Regions from separate parts of the Homo sapiens genome. Here region 2 is linked to region 1. A link is an interaction called in ENCODE POLR2A ChIA-PET data of the cell type or tissue named here. Cell type or tissue: PC-9. All regions are shown on one strand. Each heading gives the region's core, and the rest is flanking DNA. Links, peaks and the distances in the headings are about the cores only. Region 1 has its middle 17 kb from the start of BPESC1. Region 2 overlaps LOC124906289 (a long non-coding RNA gene).

The links. ChIA-PET counts read pairs that join two places held together with the same protein. Peaks named below come from ENCODE experiments on the same cell type or tissue, not always from the same donor. Only the 100,000 strongest peaks of a DNase experiment are listed, where the experiment ranks them.
Region 2: POLR2A ChIA-PET joins it to region 1 with 19 read pairs; 2 of 35 experiments call an interaction of 5 or more read pairs at or near these places.

What each region holds. Positions count from the first base shown.
Region 1 is chr3:139,083,172-139,091,509 of GRCh38, reverse strand. No RefSeq gene overlaps it. Among named protein-coding and RNA genes, the nearest start is that of BPESC1, 17 kb to the left of the region's middle. RefSeq lists an enhancer at 1,853-2,577. In PC-9, for the core only: no CTCF peak of the experiment used is centred there; no DNase peak of the experiment used is centred there.
Region 2 is chr3:138,895,066-138,903,403 of GRCh38, reverse strand. It overlaps LOC124906289 (a long non-coding RNA gene), which reads left to right. Exons shown (of 2, transcript XR_007096114.1): 2 at 3,310-3,649. Among named protein-coding and RNA genes, the nearest start is that of LINC01391, 45 kb to the left of the region's middle. In PC-9, for the core only: no CTCF peak of the experiment used is centred there; a DNase peak (open chromatin) is centred at 4,893; H3K27ac peaks cover 665 bases.

The DNA.
Region 1 (8,338 bases), core at 178-8,177:
CCAGCTCTGTGTCACTCCTGTGGGACTTGAGGGTGTTGGGAAGAAGCAAGGGGAATTGACATGACAAACAACTTCATGCTGCCTGATGAACCATGAGTAGTGAAATCCTTTGTCTCCAACCCAGAGGTCTCATGTCTTCTGCCAACATCTATGAAACTGTGGCAGACTAACTTGTTAGTTTGCAAGTAAGGTAAAATTTCAGATCTTAACAGTTCCTAACAAACAGGCCTTGAGACAACCTGCTAGGTAACTGGTCAGCGAAACCACAGGAAGAGCAGCCAGATGGGATCATCCTCTCCTTTGACCCTTACTTGCTAAGACCAGGTAATGATATATAGCCCAAGTGGGGTCAGTAAGGGAGACCACAGAATGAGGGTAGTACATGGAGTGCCTGAACACACCCTGAAGAACAGGGTGCTCCCACAGCCAAAAGACAAACTAGTGGCACACTCTGTGAAAAGTACTCTTCCCCACATAATCACAGAGTGTAGTTAACAAATTCAGCATCCACAGGCTAATAAACTCTCAGATACAAAAAATCAGCCCATGAAAGAGAAGTGCACATACAAACACACACATGAACACCCAAAGAAGGAGACTTAATACAGCAGAGTAAGTTTTTACAATAAGGGTAATCACTATGTACATAAAAGTGCAAGAGAAAATCATAGCCATAAAAAATTAAAGTTCTTGGGATCTTACAATGGAATCATAAATCAGAGCTGAATAAAAGGCTAGACACAGCTAAAAGCAAATCAAGTAATTGGAAGACTGACTCAAGGAATTCTCCATGAGCACAACACAAAACAACAAAGAAATGGAAATTTTTTTAAAAAGGATTAGGAGAAACAGAATTCCAAGAGATAAAATATTACCCAAAAAAGTGGGTCTCAGAAACAAAGATTAGAGAAGATAGAAGGAGAGAATACACTCGCATAAATAATCAGAAAAAAGTTCCCAAGGTTGAAGAAAGACATAAAGTCTCTGAGTGAAAAGGCCCATTGAGTGCCAAGAAGAATGAAACCAACAAATCCACAGTCCTAGTGAAAGATTTTTAAACACCTCTCAGAAATTAAGAGATAAACTAGACCAAAATTAATTATAAAGAGAGGTGCCATCCATACAGTAGCCTATTTAAACATGACTGTTTAAATTTAAATTTAAAATAATTAAAATTAAATATAATTTAAAACTTAGGTCCTCAGTCCCAATGGACACATTTTAAGTGCTTGATAGTCATATGCAGCTAGTAGCTACTTTATTAGATGGTGCAGATACAGAACATTTCCATCATCTCAGAAAGTTCTATTGGATACTACCAAAAGGACTTAAATAACACAATAATAAATTGGTTATAACTGTAAAACACAGAAAATTGCACCCAACAAATAGAAAATACACATTTTCATAAAATACACATGAAACATTGAAATATTGACTACGTATTAGGCCACAAAGGAAATCATACAGTCCATATTCACTAACACAATGCAATAGAATTAAAAATAAAAATTATAATGAGAAGTTTGAAAATATCTGTGTATTAGAAACTATAATTTCTACCTAATTCTTAAGTCAGAGAGAAAATCAAAATAGTTATTATCAACTAGAAATGAAATAGAAGTTACAAACTATAGGGTATAACAAGCAAGGAGCTCAAAAGATTTGTATCCTTAAATGCTTTGTTGGGGTGGTGGTGAGGGGAGTTGAAATTATGCTTTTCTCAGAGACCAATAATGACAAAAAATATGGAAAAATACCCTAATGTTTACGAAATTTAATGAGCAAATGCTGCCAAATTTTCAAAGAAGAGAAAAATCCTAGGTTGTGGAAACCATTTCAGAGCATAGAAAAACGAAATAGATAGCTACAACTCATTTCACAAGGCTAGCATAACTCTTATACCAGGAAGAGCATAAACAAAGAAAGCTATGCCAACCACATTTATGAACGTAAATACAAAATACCTAAAGAAAGTACATGCTAATATCACATGATAAATTTGAACATCCATTCTTGATTTTTTTAAGAAAATAAAAATATTTCTTGACAAACTACCAACTGAAGAAAAATTCCTCAAGTTGATAATCTAACAGAAACCTACAACAATAATCCAAGTTAGGGGAGAAAATTTAGAGACATTCCCTATAGTCAAGGCCTAGCTAGTGGTGAGCCATCTGGAGTAGCCACTACCATCATGCTGGCTGCACCAGGTAGGCGTGCCCGGGGCTGCACACTCCATGGAGCTGGTAGGAGCTGGGAACAAGAAGGAGCCCCACTCCTTCAGAGTTAAGGCAGGAGCTCCCCAGGTGCTGCTGCAGCCACCCAAGCCATGGCTCTGGGTCCAGGCATTCCTGTGCTCTTGGGGCCTAGGAACAGGCAGGAGCCCTACCCTCCCAGGCACAGCTGCAGCCACCCAAACAGAGGCTGCAAACCCAATTCTCCCACTCCACAGAGCAGGCAGGAGACCTGAGCCCCTGGGCACAGCTGCAGCTGCTCAATCCATGGCTGCAGACTCAGGCATCTCTGCATGTGCCTGCTCCCAATACCATGTCTGAAGACCCAGGCATCTCTGCAAGTGCCTGCTCCCACTGCCTGGCTTCTCCCTGCTGTCAGTGCCCACTCCAATCTCAGAGCAAAGTTGGGGCTGAGCCTAGGCACTGCTGCAGCCTAGGTGTGCACACACTTGGAGCAGTGCTGACACACCAGCTCCTTCTTGCCACCTCAGCCCGCTCCAGACTTTGGGCACTGACAAGCATAGGAGGGAAGCCGAGGAGAGTTTGAGGGCATCTCAGCGCTGGCCTGCAGGCACCCCTTGGCACCTACAGCCTGGATGCCATGAACAGCGGCAGAAGGCAGACAGTTCCTGGGTGGAAGGGGGCAGGTCCCCAGTGAGGCTCTCACCTTCAGGTCAGGGAGGGCCTGAAGGCTGGGGGCCAGGCTGCCAGTCCCGTGGACTGGAGTGGGAACTTGTGGTGCCTTTTTTGGGCTTGCCCGTGACCACCCATGGGCCAAATGGCATGAACTTCCTCCCCTCTGAGGCCCATAAAAGCCCAAGCTCAGAGCTGAGCATACATCAGGATGACCAGCTGCAGAGAGGAGCAACCCACTCTAGGGTCTCCTCTCTGCTGAGAGCTGCAGAAATGATGGGATGACCTGCCTGCAGAGAGGAGCTACCCACTCTAGAGCCTCCTCTCTGCTGAGAGCTGCACAGACGATGGGATGACCAGCAGCAGAGAGGAGCTACACTCTCCACTGATAGCTGAACACTTATTGGGATGACTTGCCTAGCAGAGAGGAGCTATCCTCTATGCTAGGAGCTGAATACTCATTGGGACACCCTGGCTGCAGAAAGGAGCTGCTCCCTGTGGGTTTCCCGTGAGCTGTTCTATCGCTTGATAAAGCTCTTCTTTGTCTTGCTCACCCTCCACTTGTCTGCATACCTCATTCTTCCTGGGCACAAGACAAGAACTTGGGACTCACCAAATAAGGCTAAAAGAGCTATAATAAAAACAGGGCTGAGACATACCCCTTGCTCGCTATGTTGTGGGCAAAGAGAAGGAAAGAAGAGCTGTGGTCCTTCAGGGAGCCCAGACTGGGAGCTCCTGGAGCCAGGGCTGTAACTCCCTCTTTGAGGCCCTGCAGTTCCTGGCATCTCCAAGGTGTGAGCCACAGCGCCCAGCCTTTTACCTACTTATTGAGAAAAAAAATTTAAGGTTGATAAGCAAGTGTCGTGGAAGTTATGGAGAAACAGAAACTCATGTACTGCTGGTAGAAATGTGAATGGAATGTCTTTAAAGTGCTATCATATTTTAACGTGAATGCTGACTTTCAGTTTGAACATTCCCTCCTTCTTTTAATGGAAATTATCCCAAAGGCAACAAGAATAGAAAAGGGGGAAAAGCCTCCAAACTCCATTTTCAGTAAAACTAAAAGCCCCCTAAAACTCCAAACCACTAAGTAAGTGCCAAAAGGTGGGAAGATTAGGCAGATGTCACTAAGAATCAGCAAGGTATATCTCTGCAATCCTTTCTTTGCAAAAGCTGGAAAGGAGTCTCTGGACTAAAATTAAGAGCACTTCTGAATTCACATTGGTTCCAAGAAACACGGCAAATTCAGCTAAACAAAGAATCACACAGACAAGTCATATTACTCAGGCAATGAGACAAAGACAAACTTTGCTTTGTAAAAGTTCTACAGCTGCTTATTTTATGGACTAGAATGAAATAAATGTTAAACAAACTCACAAATAAAAGCCTTAATCATAAGAAAAATTCTACCTAACCTGTAACTAAGCCCTGGCCATTCTTCCTCACAAACCTCTCGAAAATAGCTAGTCTAGTAAAGCCTCGTCATCTTCAAAGATGAATAATTTAAAAGGAATCAGCACAGGAACTATTCAAAGATGCTACAAGAAACAAATGAGAAAAACAGATGGCAGACAACAAATATACTTAAGAGAAATATTAATGCAAAGAAGATTAAAATTGTGAAGGAAAATAAATTTGCCATTAATTTAGAAATCTTAATGAAACAATCACCTCTATGCAACAAGAGTACCTAGTAAATGTACTAAGAGTTCAAAGAAGAAATGGTGAGAAAATAAGAGAAGATAAAATTTGAACTGGAAATCAATTAAGGCAAAACTGGAACACAGACGAGAAAGAACAGACATTTTCTAAAACCCTGCAAGGGGCATAGTATGTATATATAAGTCAGAAAATAAATAAAAAGGAAGTATTTTGTTAATTGACAAAACATTACAGATACAGAAGACAAAGAAGATGAACAGTGTATAATTAGAGTCTTTGGAGGACAGAAAAAAACAATGCAACTTAACAAATATTTTAAGATACAATTATAGATAATTTTCGTGACATAAGAAAAATTTTGACTTTACATATTGACCATGTGTTGGGGAAAACAGAGAAAAAATATTTAAAACTAAGCCATTTTCTAGCAAAAATCTCTGGGCTTCAAAATTTAAAGAAAAAAAAAAACCTGGGTAGGAAGGCACAAAGATCAAGTCACTTTTGAGGTGGAAATAATCAGGCCATCTTGAGATTTCTCTACAACATGCAAAGCCAAAAATTTTTTTAAGTTAAAATAAATAAATAAAAATTTAAAAATTAGAGTAATTCCTGTAAAATTTGCAAAGAAAGAAAAGGCAATTCTAAAATTTTACACTGGCCAAACTGATATTCAACTATAAAAGCAACAAAGAGTTTTAGACATGCAAGAATTAAGGAACTATTGCTCCCACTAATACTTCTGGAGATCTGAACCTCAACCAAAATCCCGGCATGGTGTGTGTGTGTATATAAATTTAAAAACTGAATCTAAAATTTATATGGAAATGCAAAGGGCCAAGAATAGACAAGGAACCCTTGAAAAAGGACAAAGCTGAACTTAAACTTTCAGATTTCAAGCTATGTAAAACAATAACAATTAAATGTATGGTTCTGGCAAAGAAGAGACAAATAGCTCAATGTGACAAACTAGGGATTCCAGAAACAAACGCACATATATACAGTTACTTGGTTATGACAAAGATTAGACTACTGAGCAGAGGGGGATGGACAGATTTTCACTCAATGGTACAGGATCAAATAGATATCCATATAAAAATAAATAAATTTTTGCACCCTACCTCACACTAAACACAAAAACCAGTTCCAGATGGATTGCACATATAAAAATAACAGCCAAATCAGTTTAAATTTTAGAATAAAACATTTTAAAATATCTTCATAAACTTGGGATAGACAAGATTTCCTAAAAAAGATACAAAATTGCTAATCATTAACAACTGATAAATTAGAATATATTACCACTGTAAAGTTTTTGTTCATCAAAAAATACCATTAAATAAAATAAAATGCAAATAGCTGAGTGGAAGAGGATATTTTCAATAGATGTGTCCAACAAATAACTCATATCCAAAATATATAAATAACTCCTACAAATTAAAAAGAAAAAGGCAACTGAGTAGAATTTAATGACATAAATGATATAAATAGTATATAACGATTTTTTTTTGAGACAGGGTCTCACCATGTAGCCCAGGCTGGTTTCAAACTCCTGGCCTTAAGCAATCCTCCCAAGGCCTCAGCCTCCTGGCACTTCATAAGAGTTCCTGAAATTAAACACATGTAAGGGTGTGCTGTTTCATTAGTCATCACAGTTACATAAATTAAAACGCAATTAGTTACTACTACTTACCCACCCATGGACCATAATGGCTAAAATGTAAAGGATAAACAATACCATGCATCAGTGACAATGTGAAGCAATTAGAATTCTTACACCCTGTTAGTGAAAATATAAATTGGTACAACTACTTTGGAAAACTGCTTGGCAGTATCTACAAAAGCTGAACATCACACATTCTACAACCCAACAATTGCACTCCTGGGTATACACCCAACAGAAAGGCTTACAAATGTGCCTCAAAAGACATGTACAAAGAAATGTGTAACAGCATTACTTGTAATAGCTCAAAAAGTAAAATGAAAATGTCTACCAACAAAAGAATAAAAAACTGAATTGTGATACAGAGTTACAGTGACAATAGTCCCTCCATGTCCACACCTAGTAGATGCCTAAAACTGTGGATACTACTGAATCCTAAATATACTATGCATGAATTTCTTTTTCCTTCTCAATTTCACAGATAGAAGATTCGTTCTTACTGTAGATCTTGGCAACCTCAGCAGACAATTTTTTCTTTCCTTATTAAGTTGAGAAATTGCATCTTTCACTTAATGGAAGTACTTTCAGCTTCTCTTTGGCATGTCTGAATTACCAGCATCACTATTCTTGCTATTATTAAGTAAAATAAGGGTTACTTGAACACAAGCACTGTGATACTGTAACAGTCTATCTGACAACCTGCTAACCTAGAGAGTTACTAAGTAAGTAATGAGAAGGTAGTATATATAGCATGGATATGCTGGAGAAAGGGAGGATTCATGTCCCAGGCAGGCCAAAGCAGATAGTGTGAGATTTCACCATGCTAATCAGAACTGCATGCAATTTAAAACTTAAGCATTGTTTATTTCAGGCATTTTCCACTTAATATTTTTGAACCACAGTTGACCCTGGTAACTGAAACTGCAGAAAGCAAAACCACAGTTAAGGGAGGACTATTATAATACTAGTCAGCAATGAAAATATATTAACTACTACTTCACCCAACAATGTGGATGACTCCTAAACATATGCTGAGCAAAATAAGCCAGACATAAAAAGAAAATACATACTGAATGATTTCATTTATAAAAAATTCAAAAATAGGCAAAACTAATTATGGTGATAAAAGTCAGTATACTGATTATCTTTAAGGAGGAGTTAGCATCTGTAAAGGGGATTTGGGGTGTTGCTGGTAATGTCATGGTTCTTATTCTGGAGGCTGCTTACATGAGTATGTTCACATTATAAAAATTCATAAGGGACTTCTGGTTTCAGCTTTGATGTTTAGTGCTTGGAAGCTGTCACTTCCATCCTCACAACAACAACAAAAAATGCTGAACAAACTAAAAATCAACAACCTTCTTAGACCCATCAGAGAATTGAGGTCACAGGGCAAACTGCTACCTGAAAAACTGGAGAAACAAGTGAATACAGAGAATCACAGCTTACCAAAAGCAGAAGCTACTAGAGCCAGGAATTGATAGGAACACTTAAATGGGAATTGACAGATTGCCAGAAGCTGAGTGTGGACTACCTTGGGGGTTAAATACTCCCAGGGTCGGGGGTTCAGCTTTGGAGAGGACCACACTTCCCTGAGTTCTATTTAAAGAAGCCCCACCTGGGTGAAAATCTAATGAAAATCCTCTCATGCTCATGGCAGGGGGTGGGGGTAGGGGGCTAACGATCTGAAATATGCCCAGGGGTAAAGTAGCCTTTTAGAAATACTCCCAGGATTGTTCTTCTCTGTTCTCCAGTGACAGCAGCCTGCCCTCAGAGGAAACGATATAACCAGAGCCTAACCAGCATGCGGGAAGGAAAATACCCAACTCCAGTCCTCTCTAGTCTTCCTGTCTCACCTAAGGAAGGAATACAATATCTGAGGCACACTTGTGAATGTCAGAGACCAGGCGCTCACACCCATTAAAAGACTGAGACCTAACCATAGGAGTATTGAATATGTCCCCTCCCCATATAATTCTACCATCTATAACATCAACAGGGTTCCTATCTAATAACAGGAGATTACAGCTGAAAGAACTGCAAAGCTCAGATTCTACTTAAGAAGGAATTTCTAGGGAAACTCAAAAACAGGAAAGACACTAGTGGAATCTGAAGCAACTATAGCAAAGTTGAAGGATATAAGGTT
Region 2 (8,338 bases), core at 183-8,182, 190 kb after region 1:
ATTTGCCATTTGATCTTCATATCATTGCTGGTGGGCATCATAATGGACTTTTTTTTTCCATTGTAATTCTGTGTTCTTTGTGGCAGAACTGTTTCCTATGTGAATGCCTCACTTGATGATCTTGGTTGAAGATGAGGGTATGTGGTTATGTCATTATTCCCTGAATGATTGTTTGCAGTGTGCTGCAGGTAAAGAGCTTCGTAATAGAGGTGTCCTTCAGGGAGGCCCTCAGGTTTCCTGAACAAGACCCACAGAAAGGCTGCATCTGATTGGGCTCACCATGCCTTAAGATCTAGAATCCATTTCTACAAATTCAAACCCTTAGTTCTGTCCCTTTTGCCCAGAGCTGATATACCTATAGAAGGCAGGTCCCCTGACTGAGCTCCACAGGCAGATGTAGAAGCCAGAACCAACCCTGTAAGAGGCCAGAAAACCAATCTGGTCAGGTGACCCTTCAGGAAAATACAGAAAGAATAATTCCACTAACACATAATATTTGCCATGTAAACATTTTTATTGGCCAGGCACAGTGGCTCACACCTGTAATCCTAGCACTTTGGGAGGTTGAGGCAGGCAGATCACTTGAGCCCAGGAGTTTGAGACCAGCCTGGCCAATTTGGTGAAATCCTGTCTCTACAAAAAAAATACAAAAATTATCTGGGCGTGGTGGCATGCACCTGTAGTCCCAGCTACTTGGGAGGCCAAGGTGGGAGGATCACCTGAGCCCAGGAAGTTGGGGCTGCAGTGAGCTGAGATTGAGCCAGTGTACTCCAGCCTCACTCCAGGATCTCACTCCCTCACTCCAGGACAACAGAGTGAGACCCTATCTCAAAAAAAAAAAAAAAATATATATATATATATATATTAGAATGATGACCAAGGGTTATCCCATACTACTCCATTACTATGCATATTAATAGCAAAGGGAGGGAAGAGCCTTTACAATGGAGGGACTTGGCAATTACTATCTGAACACAATCTTCAGATGTAACATCACCAATGGTGGGGCAACCTGACATGATGTCCCTGCTGGTATGATGCAATATAAAGTACAATGTCACTTTTTTCCTTTGAGACAGAGTCTTGCTCTGTCACCCAGGCTGGAGTGCAGTGGCATGATCCTGGCTCACTGCAACCTCCGTTTCCCAGGTTCAAGCAATTTTTGTGTCTCAGCCTCCTGAGTAGCTGGCATTATAGGCATGCATCACCCAGCTAACTTTTGTATTTTTAGTAGAGACAGGGTTTCACAAAGTTGGCCAGGCTGGTCTCAAGTGACTCACCTGCCTTGGCCTCCCAAAGTGCTGGGATTGCAGGTGTGAGCCACCATGCCCAGCCTACAATGTGACCTTTGAAAAACTTCTTACCATAAAAGCAAACTCAAATCCAATTGAAGCTACAGAGTTGACTTTTATTTTACAGGAAATACAAGAAGTAGAGGAAGAAGTTAAATAACAATGTGAATAAACCATCAGACAAATCCTAAATGTGGGGACATTCTACAACTTTCTTTGTTTTTTCAAAAATTCTGTCATGAAATAAAAAAGATTGGGGGATTAGGGAGCAGTTCTCTATTCCACAAATTCAGTAACGTAGACTTCTCCCATCTGCGATGCTGTCATGGTTAACACACTTCCTACAAGGCCACCCAGGAACAGGAAGGGAACATGCAGAATCTTTTTTTTTTTTTTTTTTTTTGAGACGAAGTTTCACTCTTGTTGCTCAAGCTGGAGTGCAATGGCATGCTCTCGGCTCACTGCAACCTCCGCCTCCCGGGTTCAAGCAATTCTCCTGACTCAGCCTCCCAAGTAGCTGGGATTACAGGCACTACAGGTGCGCGCCCACGCCGGGCTAATTTTTTGTATTTTTAGTAGAAATGGGGTTTCACCATGTTAGCCAGGCTGGTCTGGAACTCCTGACCTCAGGTGATCTGCCCGCCTTGGCCTCCCAAAGTGCTGGGATTACAGGCAAGAGCAACCACGCCCGGCCACCACGCAGAATCTTACCGGATGGGCCGGGTGTCAGGAGTTCAAGACCACCCTGGCCAACATGGTGAAACCCCGTCTCTACTAAAAATACAAAAAATGAGCCGGGCATGGTGGTGTGTGCCTGTAATCCTAGCTACTCAGGAGGCTGAGGCAGGAAAATTACTTGAACCCAGGAGGTGGAGGTGGCAGTGAGCCAAGATCGAGCCATTACACTCCCGCCTGGGCAACAACAGCGAAACTCAGTCTCAAAAAAAAAAGAATTTTCCAGGATGGTTTTTAATAGGCCAAGCTTCAGAGTGCTATATGTCAGCTCCTACTTATATTTTTTTTGCCATAACTTTATATGATTTCCTATCTAGCTGCAAGAGAGCTAGGAAGTGTGACCTAGCTAGAAGCTTAGGAAGGAGAAGAAAGGGTTTTGGTGAGCATCTAGTCAGTCTCTCCACACATATGGTAAGCACCACTTACCCCTCCAGTAGGACAGGTCTGAGCGTGGCCTTTGCCAGGCAATCCTAAAGTATGCATACCCTCAGTCCCATGCCAGTCCTCGATCTGAGATGGACTGGCAACCCAGTGTCCACCTTCATCCTGTCATCCCCCATAGTCAATCAATCACTAAATACCAACCTCTCCCTCCTTACACATGTCTCTAAATAGCCAATGCCTTTCTGTCTGCAACTGCCAGACCTTTGTGCAACAGCCTTCCATCTGGTCTCCCTTCATGCAAGACTTCTGCTCTCAGGGAGCTTATATTCTTCTATAAGGCTGCAAGTGAGCAAATACATCAAGGAACAAGAGAATGGCAGGTGCTATGAGGAAGCAGATGTTGAAATGGTAGAGAATAGCTGTTTGGGGTGTAGAGGAGTGGTTAATACATAGAGAGCAGTCAGTGAAGACTGCACTGTGGCAGTAGCTGTGGCAGATAGTATTTCCCAAAAATTATCCAGAAAAACAATATTTCAATTTCCACACGCTGTTTCAGAACCCTGCCACTCCCTCAAGTGGCAGACTCTGTGTTCCCTTCAGTTGAATTCCCATGGGTCTTTTGGTCTTCTCAACTAATAAAATACAACAGAACTCCCAAGGCTAGGTCAGAAAAGACATTACAGCTTCCACCTGACTTTTGTTTTGTTTTTTTTGAGACAGAGTCTCACTCTGTTGTCCAGGTTGGATGACATGCCATGCCATGCAGTGGCATGATCTCAGCTCACTGCAACCTCTGCTTCCTGGGCTGAAGCAATTCTCATGCCTCAGCCTCCCAAGCAGTTGGGATTACAGGCACACGTCACCATGCTCAGCTAATTTTTGTATTTTTTTTTTGTAGAGACGGGGTTTCACCATGTTGCCCAGGCTGCTCTCGAACACCTGAGCTGAAGCTTCCCAAAGTGTAGGGATTACAAGCGTGAGCCACCGTGCCCAGCCTCTACCCAACTCTTTTAGGACACATTCCCAGGAGCCTAGCTACGTGGAGAATAGCTAAAGCCCCAGCCTTCAACCCTTGCTTAACTCATAGAGGACTGCCATGTGAGTGAGCCAACTCAGAGGCAAATTCTCAGTTAGCTGATTTGCCCCAGCTGATGGTGCATGGAGCAAAATGAGCCTTCCCCATGAAGCCCTGCCCAAAATACAGATATATGAGCAAAATAAATGATTGTTGTTTTGAAGCCACTGAGTTTTGGAGTGTTTCACTATGGAGCAATAGTAACTGAACTCAGGCCTAAATACCAAGGAGTCAGCCATGAGGAAATCTTCATAGAGCATTTTAAGCATAGCCAACAACAAATCCCATGGCTTGAAGACAGGAACAAGCTTGGCACACTGAGGAACAGAGACGGTCAGGTAGCTGAGGGGGAGAGCCCTAAGAAGCGTGGTTGGAGAGGAAGGCTGAGCCACATTAAAGCCTCTTGGGCCATGAAGAAGTCTGAAATGATCAAAAGTTCAGTAGGAGTTCATTCTCCTCATAGCCGCAAGAGCCAACAAGGGTTGTGAGCAAGGCAATGATGGGATTTATTGTCTTAAAAGATGGCTCCAGAAGCTATGGGGAGAATGATACGTAGCAGTATGAAAGTGGAAGCAGATGCTGGGCACGGTGGCTCATGCGTGTAATCCCAGCACTTTGGGAGGCCGAGGAGGGTGAAGAGCTTGAGCCCAGGAATTCAAGACCAGCCTGGGCAACATGGCAAAACCTTGTCTCTACAAAAAATACAAAAATTAGCTGGGCATTGTGGTGTGCACCTGTAGTCCCAACTCCTCAGGAGGCTGAGGTGGGAGGATCACTTGAGCTGGGGAGGCAGAAGTTGCAGTGAGCTGAGATCATGCCACTGCACTCCAGCCTGGGTAATAGAGCAAGACTGAATCAAAAGGAAAAAAAAAAAAAGGAAAGAAAGGAAGAAAGAAAGAAAAGAAGGAAGGAAGGAGGGAGGGAGGGAAGGAAGAAAGGATGAAAGAAAGAAAGAAAGAACCAACAGTGGAAGCAAGGAGATCAGTTAGCAATTGTCCAAGATGAACACAGTTGACACCCAATAGTGAGGAGAAGAAGATAGACTCCAGGCACATTTTGTAGAGGCAATAAGCTTTGCTGATAAGATGAGAGGTGAGGGACAAGGAAGAATAAAAGCAAACCTCTAGGTTTTTGTCTCAAGCAGACATGTGAATGACAGTGCTGTTGGCTAGATGAGAAAGGCTTGGAGAGGAACAGGGTTGGGGTGGGATAAACCTTCCCCTTCCCTCAGGATATCTGATTTCAATGTGGTTGTAGAAAGAATCCAAGCTGGCTAAATAATTCTCACTAAGCAGTTACCAGGAGGCAAGTACAGAGCTTCCGACTCTGGTAGGGGTGGAGATTCTGATAACTACTTGGCTTGCCTTAGGAATTCCTTTCTATTTATGTGTTTGCCTATATAGCTTTTAGAGTCTCTATGCAGAGTGTGGTTGTTATAATTACTATGGCAAAAATCCCAGCTGGAAGCTAAAACACACCCAAAGGAGGAAATTGAACTCAACATGTAGGAGACCCAGCCAAGTGCTTTTCCCAAACCATACTGCTTTAGCCAGTCTGGAGAAGAGCTCCTGAGTGACCAAGAGGAAGGAACCAGGCCTTAGGTACCTACTGAAAAAATGGCTAATAAGAGACAGGGGAACAAACTACAAACTCCTGGAAGGACTCCCAAAGCAGGCAGAAGACCTAGGCTCTAGAGAGCAGCTTCTGCATCTCCCCTATAGGGAGAGGGAGAAGGATGGACCCTAGAGTGGCACAAGAGTAGAAAGGATCCCAGGCCAGGCCACACCTACAACCCTTCCTTAGTTTCCCTCTCTCGCCCCAGTTTGAAGAACTTCGCTGCTCCACTGAATTCCCTCCCTCTAGAGGACGCAGCTCCAAAGCTCAGAAGGAAACTGCTCTCTTCACTTGGTCCTAAGGGAGGGTCATTCACCTGTGCTGGCTTCTTTTTTTTTTTTTAGACAGAGTCTCACTCTGTCACCAGGCTGGAGTACAGTGGTGCGATCTCGGCTCACTGCAACCTCCGCCTCCCGGATTCAAGCGATTCTCCTGCCTCAGCCTCCTGAGTAGCTGAGATTTCAGGCACGTACCACCACACCTGGCTAATTTTTGTATTTTTAGTAGAGATGGGGTTTCACCATGTTGGTCAGGCGGGTCTCGAACTCCCAACCTCAGGTGATCCACCCATCTTGGCCTCCCAAAGTGCTGGGATTACAGGCATGAGCCACCGCACCCAGCCAGCTCTGGCTGGCTTCTTGAAGATCACCATATAGGACCCTGGGTTGAATTGGTCAGCAGAGGGAAACAGGGTATCCAGTCAAGCTCTACAGGAGCAAAGGATGGGCAGTCAGAGCGGCAGGGACAGGGCACTTGGTGGCCTGGTGTGCCTTTGCTGAGTCCCACTCAGAGTCCTCAGAGCCACAGTTCTGCTGATTTCTCTCTCCTGTCTGTTTCATGATCGAGTTAACTTCCCTTCACATTGCCTCCTCTGTGGGCACACAGTATTTCCTGCCCAAATATTATGTCTTTCCGCTCTCTCCCAAAATATGGTGAGGGGTCTCTAGTTTAACCATGAGACACAAAAGAGCCAATGATAACCCATACCTGGGTGGCATTTCATTTATTCATTCTTCAGTTATTTATTGAGCTCCTACCACATGTGATAGTTAAGCAGGCTATTGCAGTAATCCAAATGAGAGGTGATGGAGACTTAAGACTGGTATGGTAGTAGAGGAGGTTATGAGAAGTGATTGGATTCTGAATACAGTTTGAAACATAAAACCAACAGGATTTTCTAATAGGTTGGACATGAGATATGAGAGAAGCAAGAAGAGAAGGCTGCTTCCAAGGTGTTCGTCTAAGCATCTGGAAGGATAGTGTGTTGCCATTTTCTGAGATAGGAAAGACTGCAAGACAAGCAACTAGAAAGAACTAATTCAGCAGACTGACTGTTTGGGCATCATAAATTTGAAGTGCTTGTTTATTTGTGTGTGTGTGTGTGTGTGTGTGTGTGTGTGTGTGTGTGAGACGGAGTCTCACTCTGTTGCCCAAGTTGGAGTGCAGTGGCGCGATCTTGGCTCACTGCAACCTCCACCTCCCAGGTTAAAGTGACTCTCCTGCCTCAGCCTCCCGAGTAGCTGGGATTACAGGCATCTGCCACCATGCCCAGCTAATTTTTGTATTTTTTGTAGAGATGAGGTTTCACCATGTTGGCCAGCCTGGTCTCAAACTCCTGACCTCAAGTGATCGGCCCACCTCAGCCTTCCAAAGTGCTGGGATTACAGGCGTGAGCCACCACGCCCGGCCTTTTATTTATTTTTTTGAGATGGAGTTTTGCTCTTGTTGCCCGGGCTGGAGTGCAATGGCACAGTCTCTTCTCACTGCAACCTCTGCCTCCCAGATTCAAACGATTCTTCTGCCTCCGCCTCCCGAGTAGGTGGAATTACAGGCATGCACCACCACATCCGGCTAATTTTGTATTTTTAGTAGAGACGGAGTTTCTCCATGTTGGTCAGGCTGGTCTCGAACTTCTGACCTCAGGCGATCTGCCTGCCTCGGCCTCCCGAAGTGCTGGGATTACAGGCATGCGCCACCGCGCCCGGCCTATTTATTTTATTTTATTTTTTTTTTGAGACAGGGTCTTGCTCTGTCACCCAGGCTGGAGTGCAGTGGCTCGATCTCGGCTCACTGCAGCCTCTGCCACCCCAGTTTCAAGCTATTCTCCTGCCTCAGCTTCCCCAGTAGCTAGGAATACAGGTGTCAGCCACCACGCCTGGCTAAGTTTTGTATTTTTAGTAGAGACGGGGTTTCACCATGTTGCCCATGCTGGGCTCAAACTCCTGACTTCAAGTCATCCGCCTGCCTTAGCCTCCCAAAGTGCTGGGACTACAGGCGTGACCCACTGCACCTGGCCTGAAGTGCTTGTTTAGATATTCCAGTGTTGCTTTCAATTAGCAGTCCAGATTTCCTGTGAAAGGTCCAGGCTGGAGATAAAAATTTTCAAAATCTTAGCTTACCTTTCTCTGCTCATAAGCAACAAGAAATGTTGAAATTAGAGGGAGCCTGCAAAATTGCAACTAACAAATATCAGGAAGTATAAGGCTAACCAAGAGGGCTGGGGATGGTAGTTCATGCCTGTAATCCCAGCTACTAGGGAGGCCAAGGCAGACGCCTTACTTGTGGCCAGGAGTGCAAGACCAGCCAGGCAACAGAGCAAGATCCCATCTCCACAAAAGAATCAAAAAACAAAAATTAGGGGCCAGGCATGGTGGCTCATGCCTGTAATCCTAGAGAGGCCGAATGGGCAGGTCATTTTAGCTCAAGAGTTGGAGACCAGCCTGGGCAACATGGAAAACACCTCTCTCTGCTGAAAATACAAAAAATTATCCAGGGGCTGGGTATGGTGGCTCATGCCTGTAATCCCAACATTTTGGGAGGCTGAGGTGGGTGGATCACTTGAGATCAGGAGTTCAAGACCAGCCTGGCCAACATGGCGAAACCCCGTCTCTACTAAATATACAAAACTTAGCAGGGTATGGTGGTATGCACCTGTAGTCCCGGCTACTCGAGAGGCTGAGGCAGGATAATTGCTTGAACCCAGGAGGCAGAGATTGCAGTGAACTCCAGCCTGGGAGACATAGCAAGACTCCGTCTCAAAAAAAAGAAAAAGAAAAAGAAAAAGGCAAGCTTGGTGGCATGGGCCTGTAGTCCTGCTACTTGGGAGGCTGAGGCAGGAGGATTGCTTGAGCCTAGGAGGTTGCAGTGAGCTGAGAGGACACCACTAGCACTCCAGCCTGGGCTACAGAGGGAGACTCTGTCTCAAAAAAAAAGAAAATTAGCTGGGTGTGGTGGCACC